Regions from separate parts of the Homo sapiens genome. Here region 1 is linked to region 2. Evidence: read pairs that join two places in POLR2A ChIA-PET (ENCODE). Cell type or tissue: OCI-LY7. All regions are shown on one strand. Each heading gives the region's core, and the rest is flanking DNA. Links, peaks and the distances in the headings are about the cores only.

Evidence for each region. ChIA-PET counts read pairs that join two places held together with the same protein. Peaks named below come from ENCODE experiments on the same cell type or tissue, not always from the same donor. Only the 100,000 strongest peaks of a DNase experiment are listed, where the experiment ranks them.
Region 1: POLR2A ChIA-PET joins it to region 2 with 5 read pairs; 2 of 35 experiments call an interaction of 5 or more read pairs at or near these places.

What each region holds. Positions count from the first base shown.
Region 1 is chr2:221,134,019-221,140,781 of GRCh38, reverse strand. No RefSeq gene overlaps it. Among named protein-coding and RNA genes, the nearest start is that of EPHA4, 430 kb to the left of the region's middle. In OCI-LY7, for the core only: no CTCF peak of the experiment used is centred there; a DNase peak (open chromatin) is centred at 3,181.
Region 2 is chr2:221,578,946-221,585,708 of GRCh38, reverse strand. No RefSeq gene overlaps it. Among named protein-coding and RNA genes, the nearest start is that of EPHA4, 10 kb to the right of the region's middle. In OCI-LY7, for the core only: no CTCF peak of the experiment used is centred there; no DNase peak of the experiment used is centred there.

The DNA.
Region 1 (6,763 bases), core at 622-5,621, 440 kb after region 2:
TTGTGTTCTTCCACACTCAGTTAAAGACCCTAGAGATGACCCTCTAACTAGTTCTACATGAAATCTCTGAGTAACACTATTAACGTTGGCCTCTGCTTTCCTCTTACTGTAGTTAGTTAGAACAATTCCGCCATTCACAGTGAGAGATGAAGTCTAAACCTTCTCACTCCTCTCCTAATCTCTCATCACCAGATCCTTCTCTCTTCTTTCCAAGTCAAGGAGCAAACTCCCATGCATATGAATGGATTAAGTGATCTATTTTGATTGATGGGAAAGTATTTTTCTAAACTGGGTATAGGGAGATTAAGAAAATTGATAGACATGAATAGTTGGTAGTGACTTATACCTGCATCCTTATTGTTTTCTCCAAAGAATTTGGTTTGATAGTGTGTTGCTGTTGTAGTTTTTCAGGTTCTCTGCCCTTCTACTCTTAATCCTGCTGATACCTGACCCTGACTCATTAGGAAACTGGGGAAGGCCTCCTCTTCAATAATTCACAGTGCATTTGGAGGTCATCTGAAAAGTCTGAGGACATTAAGACACGCCTTTGAATAAGAATTCCTCTGCTGCTTTGAGTGTTGGAGAAGTTTCTAGTCATGTTACTATTTATGATACCAATACTGGTTTGTGTCACGTATTTAGCTACCGTTCTGAAGGAAAGTCAGCTTGCGTTTGCATGTATATTTATATATATATATTCTCAATATAACATCAAGTAGTGTAGGAACTGGAAATCTAACGTGTGGACTCCACATTTCTCATGGCATCTGTGGTGAAGATGCAGATGGAGTTGAGTTTGTAGGCTGTGGTGACCTAAGACCAGTACCTGTTATAATTCAATAATTGTTTTGGAAGTTTTGATCGAGTGATACATTGAGATCAGACTCAGTGGCCAGAGAAAAATCTTATTGCCGTTAGAATCAATTGATCATTTTGTTTATAGGGTGGTCTAGACTGAGGCCAGATAAGTCATTGTCATGGAAAAAGGTTCATCTTTTTTCTTTAAAAAGGAAAAAAAAAACACCACATCTTTTGTATTTCTTCTCTCCTCCTACCTCACCTTTGAGAAAAGGTGACAGTAAGGGAAGAATAGGGAGCACAAACAGGTTAAAAAACAAACTGTTAAACATGACTCTAAAACTGTAACAAATCCATGAAAATGGTGCTTGTCTTTAGGGATTTAATTTTATGCTTTTCGTACCTGATATAAAAATAGTCATTATCTTGTTCCATATATACTTATAGATATGTCTATGTAAGGAATTTTTTAAAAAAACACAAATGGAGGAGCAGGGAGGGGGAACATCTCAAGATATTTTAAATCCACTGAACTTCTTGCTTGGACATTTTTAGATACTTACAAAATTTTTGAACATATTCTTTAAAAATGTATTTATCAACTATTATAAGCCTACATATCTTTTCATTCTTAAGAGATTGGAGCCTATCAAACTAAAGTGGGGTAGAATGATGACTACAATTTTTTTGAAGTATTTTAATTTTAAGTATGGAATGAAAAGAAATATAGGACAAATGTACATGTGCAATTTGCATGAGCAATACATTTCATAATGTGGTTTCGCTAGAATGTAAGCCACATGGTGGTAGGGGTCTTGTCTGTCTCATTCACTGCTGTGCTCCAGTGCTTACCACAGTGTGCGAGTCATAGTAGAAACAATATCAGCTTAAATGAGTGAATACATACACATACACAGCCTTGCAGATGTCAAGGACTAGAAATTATTGGTTTCTATAACTACATTGCCATACTGCCTTATGAATGAAGCATTGCATTCAATTTGATCTTCTACCTAAAAACATAATCTAATATTTGGAAGAGAAGGGTATACATGTACATGTACAGATTTTACCTTAACTTATCTTAATGCTTTTAATTGCTACACTATTTGGCAGAAGAAATGCTATCATTAGCAAACTAATAGAAATTCAGAGATGATAAATAAATCTCCCATTATTGGAAAATAGTTTGAATTGTTTTTTGTCTTGAGGAATACATGCCTTTGGGTCCTTTTGCTCTAGACTGACTTATGGAGGCATATCTTTATTATCAACACAAGCATATTCCAGTAATGTTTATCTTATCAGCAAACTGAAAATCATCCTTTCCTAGGAATAAAATCCCTACACTTTATTTCATGGATATCTTTTATTTGCTAGATATGTAGTAAAATAGAAAAGTTTAGATTTTCTAAAGAGATCTGATTCAATAATGTGACTCTTGGTTCTTAGAGAACCACTGAGTTTTTTAAATCACCATAAGTATATCAATTTCTGTAGAATATGAGACATAAACCTCTAGATCATTTCTATTGATCTATAAGTTTACAGCTTAATTTTCCCTATCTGAAAAGCTAATGGATAAAGAGTTACTGTGATAGTCAAAATGACTGATCATAGCAGATGCCAAGATTCAAACATGATTGGATTACAGCATTTTATGAAACAATCAGAGAGGCCCTGACGATGGAGGGGATAGAGGTTAGATTGTTAAATTTCATCAGCATTTATAAGGGAAAGGTGATGTGAGTCTTGCCTTCTCTACAGGTTCTTGGGAAAGTCACATTAATAAGACTTTCTTTTTCTATCTCAAATCCTGTACATGAAAACTCAATTACCAAAAGTATCATAAGGAGTTCATTTATGAACATGATCCTAGAGAAAATAAGGACATGTCATTTCCCGCTTTAAAAACATCCAATGGCTTCCCATCACGCTTGTGAAAGAATCTACCTCCTTGACAAGAACCACAATTCCTATCAGAGCTGGACAGTGCCTGCTTCTCAATCTTGTTTCCTAAGCACTGCTGCCATTTTATTTGTCTCCTTAACTTTCATGATTCTTTTCACCAGACACTATCTGCCCACAGGTCTCCCGATGAACTAGCTGAAATATTGCCCACACAGAGACCTTCCCTCACCACCCATCTCAAGTAATTCAACTCCTCCCACTAGAATATAAACTCTGTGAGAAGAGATTTTCCATTTATTCTACTGTAATCTTCCTTAGCAGTGGACTGTTACAAAGTAGGTAGATGCCCATCCAATATTTGTTAGATGGCTTTTTAACAAATGTGCTTCTTGTTTATACCTTAATTTAAAAAATTAACCTTGGTGGTTCATCTAAGGGAGCCAGCAGCTGGTGGAAGAGGCGGAATCATCGTGTAGGTGCCTGCCTGCCAAGAGTTTTTTTGCTCTGTCTCAACATTAGAATTTCACTTCCTTTTTTGCCTTTTATACAGTGTTTTGCTTTTCATTGTTTTCTTCTTCTTTAAATAATTTTGTTATTAAAAATATCTGGAGGAGAAAGTTTCAGATATTATGAGTAATATTCAAAGTGTTCCTTCATAAGGATGAGAATAAAGATACCAAAGAGTATGTAGAGCCTGTGAACATTCATGTCAAAAATGCAGAAATAATAATAGGTATTTTGCATTTGTTTGTATGTGCACAAAGAAGCTCTGGAAGAATATGCAAGAAATGAATCGTAGCAGGTACCTGGGAAGTGGGGACAATGGATTAGAAAAAGGGGTAAGAGGGAAATGTTTTATTCTACAACTTACAGATTTTAAAATGTGAAACTAGGAGATGTAATTTTTAATCACCTAACACAAAATGTTAGAGATAAATTTTTTATTAAACAAAGAAACAGTAGTAAAACCTCATCAAACAAAAAATAAAACAGTATGTGTACATAATACAAGGTCAAGCATGATAACTTTTGCTTTCAAAAGCAGATTGAAAATACAGTGACATCCGCATGTAGTCACTAAGTTGAACAGTTGGAGTAGATGTGCAAGTCATTTGTAGTCAAGGCTGAGCTCCTGTACAAAATCCGAAATGTTTTAGAAGTTAGTGAATAAATTTTCTGCCATATTAAATAAGGAACATAAACTACTAAAACTTTCAAGAAGATTAAGGAAACTTATGAATTTCAATTGCTTTACTAATTGAAATTGGTTATTTCTCTTCTCTAAAAACTTTCATATAAGTGTATATTACTTTCACAATAATTACAAAACCCCTCATATTGACTTGTAGTGAACAGGGAGTATGAATTTGAAATGAAGATTCCATTTAGGTGGTGAGCATTGACATTGAAGGAAATATAATGATTTTTAGTAGGATTTTATAATGTGGCCAGCTAACCTCACCAAGACCATCAGACATAATCAAGGTTTTAAAAGTTGATTGACAGTTATGAATTAGTGTACGTAGGGTAAAAATATGAGAGGCACATCTATGCCTATGGTTAAAGATGAATGAACTAATTTTCCTTGGATTACAGGCCTGTGAACCTGCAGCTTTTGCAATGAATAAAAGAATCCTCTATGTAAGCCCTGAGACATTTCTCTGTATTTTCTCCTTGACTCTTTATTATTTCTTTTTCAGGTTAGCTGATTTAATTAAATAATCTTCAAAACATTGGATGTTAAGAAATATACAAAACCTAAGATCCTGAGATTTCCCAATTAAGCATTGATTAAAATTGATGAGTTTGGAGTTTTCTATTAAATCAAAAGCTTCTGGCTTTCAGCAACTCTTTATTTTTTGAGAAACAGCTTTTTCTTTGTGCAACAAAAAGGCTTAGAAAAGCTTCTTTAAAAAAAAAAAAGACTTACAGCTGCTGAGTCTTAAAATAGCCTTTAAGAACAACACTAGAACTAGCAAGGTGTGCAAATACACTGGGCACAAAACCAGAGGAGGCTAGAATCTTCCTCCATTTGGCTCATGCCCTTTACTGGGGTTGCCTCCTGCAAATCAGTACCACTATGGTGTTGTGCCTTTCCTGGAGATTATTATTAAGAGGAGAGGCCATTTCTTTTGTTTCATTTATCCTGTTCTTTAATCCATTTATCCCTGAGTTTGCAATTTTTTGAACTGCAAAATCAGACCTTGGGGATGACCTTGAGCAGTAGGATATAAATAACTCCAACATGCTTAGCATTCCAATAATGGAACACTAGGCATAAATTTAAAGTTTGCATTATTACTGTGTGACCATTTTATATACATTATATGGCATTGATTGACTAAAAGTATAGAAACGTTGAGTTAATAATAAAATATATTTCCTATGGCTATGCTTCTCTAATTGCAGGGAGCTTGATACCTGCTGAGTGCTCCCCTATATGCCAGGCATTGTTCTATGTACTGGACATTCATAGATAAAATACTTTGTCCCTGCTTTCAAGTAATTCATCAGATGGAGTGAAGGAAGAGTATAAAGATTCTTAAAACACGTATTGGTTGCAAAATTTTTAAGGAAGCAACTCTTAGGATTGATCACAGAAATGTGGAAATGATTATGAATAATTATCTTAGTATTAGTTTAAATAATGCTCAGTGTAATATGTATTGAGGCACTATAAAATGTGAGAAAACAAATGCTGATGGAAAATTTCTAAATTTGGTCTGAAAGTGTTGTAAGGATAAGGAATTCTAAGATAAAAACAACTGAAGGATTATGTATATGCTGAGTACCCACTTTGATATTGGTTGCTTTTATAATTCTTTCACTTCTGGGGGTGGTGATTGATAGAGAAAACCTGTTTCTTTTCAGTGTATTCATAGAGCAGAATAATTTCCATAACAGATTGACCACCAAATGTATTATGATTCAATATAATAGAAGTTTATTTCTTGCTCACATAACAAGGCAGATACATAGATAAATAGGTTGGTGAAATTGTTGACCTCTACAAAGGCATTCAGGAACTCAGGATTAGAGAAGTGCAGCCATCTTCACCATGTAGTTTCTAAGGTTACCCTGAGGTTGTCTCTATTCTTTTAGCCAGAAAGAGGGAAATGTGGGCATGGTTAGCAGGAGGTTTCAATGGACCGTACCTGAAAGTGATGCATTTCATTTTTACTCACTTTGCATTGACTAGTTAGTATTTAGTCTGTAGCAATAACTAACTGCAATGAAGCCTGGGAAATGTAGTCTAGCTGTGTGCTCAGGATAAATAAGACGATATAGATTTGAAGGAGTATCCATAAGTCTCTGCCATAAACAATGGGATCAGGGAGCGTGATTGCCCCAGTTAGTTGGTATAATGACCTGGTTATCAATTCGGTTTACACAAGTAGTCTTTAGATATCAAACAGCTCAGAGTAAAATAAGTGACAGTGATGGACAGCCCTAGCTTTATATATTAATGAAGATCTCATTTTAATTTAATTGTGGATTAGTTGTTATTGTGGTTTTCTTTCTGGAAGAGCCACCTGCTAGGACATTCAGCTTTCCAACTGAAATAAGGCTTTTGCTAATGGACAATAAATTGTATTGCTTTCTCTTTGTTTTTTTTTGTTTGTTTTATCTCTGTGAGCTAGTTATCCCTAAAACCTTTCTGGCAATGGATGTGAGTAAATATGAAGCAATTTAAAATCATTCACATTGATGAATTTCAGTGTACATTATCACTTCTATTCTTGTGAAAATTTGGGGGATGGAATGGGTCCAGAACTAGTGGCAAGAGGAACGCACATGAACTTCACATTTTTCAGGCCTTTATTCACCCATTCATCCTGAAAATATGTGTTGAATTCCTTCTATGTGCCAGGCTAATGCAATGGGCATGTTATAATCAATGGACATTGACTATGTGTCAGACTCCATGCTGGGTGGCACACATCTGTTTCCTCTTTTAATCTTCCCCAAATCCTTCTGAGGCAGAAGTTAAAGCCTCTGAAAAATCGAAAAGCCACTGAGATTAAGTCACTTATCCAAGGTCACTTGTTAGAAA
Region 2 (6,763 bases), core at 564-5,563:
ATAAAAACAAATTAATCTCTGAAAGAGACAGTGCATGGGAAGGAGATGATTCCCGATGGACTAACATTGCAGCCGTCTCTGGTAAGACTAATAACAATGTTGAGAAGATGGAACCTTTTTACACTGTTGGTGGGAATATAAATTAGTATAGCCATTATAGAAAACCGTATGGAAGTTCCTCACAAACTGCAATTAGAATTACCATGTTATCCAGAAATCCCACTTCTGGGTATTTATCCAAAAGGTTTGAAATCAGTATGTCTGCACTCCTATCTTCATTGCAACATTATTCACAATACCCAAGTTATGGAATCAACCTAAGTGTCCATCAATAGATGAATGGATAAAGAAAATGTGGCATGTATTCAGAATGAAATACTATTCAGCCCTTAAAAAGAAGGAAATTCTGTCATTTGCAACATTGTGGGTGGAATTGGAGAACATTATGCTAAGTAAAATAAGCCAGGCACAGAAAAACAAATACTGAATATTTTCATTCATAGGTGGAATCTAAAACAATCAAACTCATAGAAGCAAAGGGTAGCATGATGGTTACAGAGCCTGGGGGGTGGAGAGAATGAGAAAATGTTGAGACCAGGCGCGGTGGCTCACGCCTGTAATCACAGCACTTTAGGAGGCCAAGGCAGGTGGATCACTTGAGGCCAGGAGATCGAGACCAGCCTGGCCAACATGGTAAAACCCCGTCTCTACTAAAAATACAAAAATTAGCCAGGTGTGGTAGTGTGTGCCTGAGATCCCAGCTACTCTGGAGGTTGAGGCAGGGGAATCGCTTGAACCTGGGAGCCAGAGGTTGCAGTGATCTAAGATCGTGCCACTGCACTCCAGCCTGGGTGACAGAGCAAGACTCTGTATCAAAAAAAAAAAAAGAAAAGAAAGTGCTTGACAAAGGGTACAAAATCTCAGTTAGACAGGAGGAATAAGTGTTTTCTTTAATTGATTGCATAGCATGGTTAATATAATTAATAATAATGTATTGCACATTTTGAAATTACGACAAGAGTAAATTTCAAATGTTTTCATCCCAAAAAATGATAAGCATTTGAGCTGATAGATATGTTAATTAACTTAACTTAATTATTCCACATTGTATTCATAAGTCATAACATCACTTTGTACCCCATAAATATATACAATTATAAATTGTCAATTTATAATAAAAGAACAAAGAAAAAAGACTAATGACAAATGGGAACAGTACTCTTCAGTAGAAAAGTACTTGTGAGACTCTTTTAAAAAACTTTCAATTATATTAAATAATAAAAATGTATGGTTCTTTTTTTTAACGATTTACTGTAATTACCTGTGACTTCACCCATTGAATCACAAATTAAGGTGCAAAAATATTAACAGCAACCAATTATTTTGTGTCAAGCACTCTGTTTATGACTTTATATAGAGTGTCTCACTTAGTTCTTAAAACAGTCCTGAGTTAGTCACTATTGTTAGCCCCATTTTAGAGATGAAGAAACTGAAACTCTCATGTAGACATACATTTCCCTCCTAGAATGTAATAAAAGTAAAGAGAATTACTGTGTGCGAGATGAGAAGCAGAGAACATGAGAGCTGAGAAGAGCTGAATTCAAATGATCAATGAGGGTCTTCCAAATGATTGCCTCCCCTATTTTGGCCTTAAAGCACTGAAATCAAATGTGAGTCTCAATAAAGTTACAAATCACATGTCATGGGCAATCAAGGCTACTCTCAAATGGTCAAAACCGCCAACATTACATCTGTGTGTGAGTCTTCTATGCCATATCCAAGAAGAAATCAATTTTTAGATAATGCTTAATTCTGAGAATATTTTTAAAGTTCAGCCAATTTTAAATTATCTTTGATTCCTGGAAAAAGTGAGAACAAAGGTAAAAATGGAATAGCCCTAGCTTCTCTAAACCTCATTTTAACCACCAATTGGCTATTCAAAACCATCAAACTTTTAAGCACAGTTGCTAACAATCAGCTAAGCTATTTGTGTTTGTTTGGGGATTTATGCCTTTCCTCTCTTTGTTGGGGGCAAATAACCAGCTAGAAGCAGCAGCAAATGTCTGCAGCTTTGGAAAACAGTCCTCAAGCTCCTGAAACCCAAAGTTGACTGCAGAGACAATAGGAAATGTAATGAGATATCCTGTTTACAGAAGTGGGCACATTTGTCCAATATGATATAACACAAGTCCATTCACTTTCGTGTGGCAGCAAGCAAGTAACTTCATGAAAATCTAAATTTGTTCCTTCAATGGCTATAATGATTGGACCCCATAAAGAAAGTCAATGCAAATTCTATGTGAGCACAGAAAAAAAGTAAACCTCCCAAAGTTTTGGGAAATTTTTCACCATCAGCTACTTTAATTTTATTTCATGGATTAGTTACAGACTAATCATTTATGAAAATATATATAGGGAAATATCCCTCTATACTGTATACATTCAGAAACTTATTTTTATGATTATTATTTCCCAAATGAAATACACTGAACATACATTGAAAAAAAATATATGTATTCCACGGTAAAGAAAGAATTAAAGAGAAATTTAATAATATGGATTTAAAAAAGAAAATCAATAACTTATCTTGAGGCTTAAAGAGGCAATTGTATACAGGTGCTGACTTTAATTAAGTCTATTTTTTCTTTAATAACCAACATCCTTCCCCCTCCTTTATATAAATTGCTTTTATTCTGAGTTAGAAGCTAAGAAGTATTACTTAGCAGGCATATTCTTTGGAAATAATGAACCTCTGTGGCTTGCAGAGTATTTCTGGGTTTGTGTGAGTTTGTGCCTGTGTGTGCACATGTGTGATATTTGTACAGATAATCTCCGGGTACACTTTGTATTGAAATACACCAAACCAACCCAAATTGAATTCTAAAGACCAATATTATTCTTGGCTTTATCTTACTAAAGAAGACAACTTACTAAAAGCCAATATCTATCCATAACCAAGTATAATTTATTGGGAGTTTCCAGAGCTTTAAAATACTAATTCCGAGTACTATTTCATTTATTCTCAACAATTTCATCATTTTGAAAATTAATCAACCGTCAAAAAAGTTGAACACTAAATGATACTAGATTTAAATTCTGCATGTGTTTTATCAGAATACGAATAGCAAAACATATTACAGAATTATAAATATGTAAATTATCTTTGAAAAAGAATCTGTGTAAACTGAGTAATCAATAATATGGCTTTAATTTTAAATGTTAAAAGCTTTATCTTTGCCACACTTCAGTCGTGTGTGTGTGTGTGTGTGTGTGCACATAATTTCCCAGCCTTCTTGCCTTCTTTGCATTTCATAGCCTTTTCTATTTTTATACTAAGTATTAAAAAGAAGCACTGTTTTTAGAGATTATGTTCAGAAAAAAAATCACAAAATTATTTTCTTGGTAATTATTAGCTTTATGCTTAACAAGTTTAAGGCATTGGTGAATCAAACATTTGCCAAACATTCCCCATGGATTTGCCAAGCATCTGTGTTAACATCTCAAATAAGCTCCAGGGTTATAAAGTTATTTGCTCAGGTTTATTGGTTATACTCTTGCCCCTGAATAACTACTGCTGCTTGCCTTTTGCCTTGCTAGATGAGAAACTCAATTGTTGTAAGAGACAGACGGCAAAACAGACAATTTATATAGGTAGATAAACCATAATATTCAAATTTATATCATTCACAGTTTTTACTTTCATACCTTCTTATCTCCAATAAAAGAAACCCAGAAATAGAAACACAAGAAAAGTAAAACTTGAGTATGGCTAATGTAAAAAGTTCATTTTAGTATATTATTATCTTATAACGTATTACATATTTCAGGTGACATGTGCCTTAATTGAGACAGAAGCAAATATATTTTATTTCTAATGACAAGGTGAAAATAATCTCTTTATTTTTAGAGAATATCAGGTTGCTGGTAGTTTTAGTGAAAAAACTTGGAACATTTTGTATAAAGATCCTGTAACTTTAGCTGATCAGGAATATGAAGTCAAATTTAAGAGACTCTATAATCAGAATGCAGATGGCACCAACTAAAAACAAAGTAATAAAAATAAGGCCTATGCCTCAATTCAGGCTCTTTTTCTAGAGATCAAAACCTAATTTGTATTAATGACCTATCTGACTTTTCAGGGAAGTAATGCACTGTTACAAATAGAAAGGTCTTAAAAGTGTGGCTTCGTATTATAAGATGCAACCTCCCTTCAATATTAAGACATTAAATTATACAGGGTGAAACCTGTACAAAGTAATAAGCAGAACATTCCTCCTGCTTCTCTCCAATTAGCAAAAACAAATGTTCCCAAGTAATTTTAGGAAGAGATGTTAGTACTTACAGGTCAGCTAAGAGTCAGTCAATCCAAGAAAGGGAAATCTAGACACATCGGATCACTCACATTAGGATAGAAACTAGGGCTATTCTTGGGCTCCAACCCCTGTTAAAGTACAGCAAGGGTGCTTTATTCTTTGCCTCAACAAGTCTTGGAATGGTTGACTTCCAGGATGATTTTACATTACACTGGTGCTAGGCTGCAGATGTGGGGGTTTGGTATATGTGTTTGCATTTTTGTGTGTGTTTGAGAAAGCAGTTTCTGAAGGAGCTATACACCAAAAACCTCCCACTAATAGTCTCCCACCCCCAGCGTTTGAAGAATCCCTTGTGTTTCTGCCACCCCTCGCTTTTTCCATCTAAATGTGGTGCTGGGCCTCAGGAGGTCTTGGCACACAAAGATTCTATCCAAGGCTGTCACTTGACTGACAGCAAAAAGGTTGCAGGAAAATGGACAGTGGTGTGTAGGTGGACATGGAAAAAGCAAAGAACTGAGCAGATTAAGTCAGAATACAGCAAGAGGAAGGTTCTAAATCACAGATTATTCCAGACTTAGAGCTAGCCCACAGTGATTGTTAACCATGTGAGGTACTTATGTATAAGAGCTTTAAAGCCAGCTAATCTTATTCTTAATCTAAATCAGGTTTTTAAAACAAGTACCCTAGTTTATAAATAGATGGCTATCTATTACACATACATACACATATTGTAAAGTGCCAAAAGAAGTGTATTGCTAAAGAAAGCTAGAGGTGGGAAGACCCAAAGCACCCTGAAGATCCTCACTACTTTTGCAATTCATTATGATTTCTACCTGTGCAATGATTTCTGCATTGCAAATTTAGTTCACTCAGTATCTTAACCAGGGTGATCCGTAAATAATACGGACACAACTAGGCATTTATCAGAGTATTTTAAATTGCAACAATCCGAATGAAAACTATACAAGTTTCAGATGAGAACATAATGAGACACGAAGGAAATGGGGCCAGCTTTCCTGAGCTGCAGCAAACTGACCATTTAATGGAACAGAGTTGATTAATTTTCTGCCAATGTTCAATCACCTCTGATGGGTGTCTAATGTAATATAAATAGGCAAGTTGAAGTTGCAGCTGTGGGACCTTACTCTTAAAGTATGTTGGAATCGCTCTCATAATCACCTGGGTATGTTTTGGTTCCAATTTATTTTAAATCAGAGCTGTAGGAGAGAAAGGGGATAGAGATGAAAAGGGTGGTTCTATACATGTTAATCCTGAATGTCAAAGAGAAGCATTAAATTTCAGGAGATAAATCCTGTAATAGTTATCATGTACAAAGAAAGACTTATACTAACCTGGGACAACATAACCTCCAATTCAGCCAGAGATGGCTAAGGGTGTTCTCTCTTAAAAAGCTACTTTTAAACTGGACGCAGTGGCTCACGCCTGTAATCCCAGCACTTTGGGAGGCCGAGGAAGGCAGATCACCTGAAGTCAGGAGTTTGGGACCAGCCTGGCCAACATGGTGAAACCCTGTCTTTACTAAAAATACAAAAATTAGCTGGGCATAGTGGCAGGTGCCTGTAATCCCAGCTACTCGGGAGGCTGTGGCAGGTGCCTGTAATCCCAGCTACTCGGGAGGCTGTGGCAGGTGCCTGTAATCCCAGCTACTCGGAAGGTTGAGGCAGGAAAATTGCTTGAACCTGGGAGGCGCAGGTTGCAGTGAGCTGAGATCGCATCAGTGCACTCCAGCCTGAGGAACAAGAGCGATACTTCATCTCAAAAAAAAAAAAAAAAAAAGCTACTTTTATATAGAGCCACAGATTTAAATAATCAATGGTGTAGAAATATCATCCTCTATATTTTAATGCCTTATTTTTAACTCCTTCTTCTGCAAAAGAAAAACCTGGGGTGCGTATACATACGGAGTTGAATATGAAGAAAAACAAATGGTTGAATTGAGATACCTTAAATGTCAGTTTGAGTCAAATGATCCGTTACTAACTGAATTTCTTTTTACCTTCTTACTTCAAATAACACATTGTTTGCCTGAATTAAGCCCATTTATTTGTGCAGAGATAGCCAAGGTCGAAGAGAAAGTGATTCCACATATCACTTTACATTGTTAAGTTGTATGACATATCTTTGTCTATAGACTCCTGAGTTAACACTTATTTTAGATAAATTCTTCATTGTTTTTAAATGTAATATGTCCAGAAAGTCCCCCAAAAATGTCAGTTTTAACCAAACCATATTTATAAATGTCACTTTGGTATTTCTGTATCTAGAGAGTTTTTGTCCAACTGATTTTAATAAGGTTTCACTAATTTACTGTGGAGCCAAATACTATGTAATTTCGGGAAAAGCCTATACTATGTTTCTTGGAGTTTTCACTGAGTTCCCTCTTTAGTCCATTTGAATAAATGGTCAAAGGCATAATCTTTAGCAGGGAA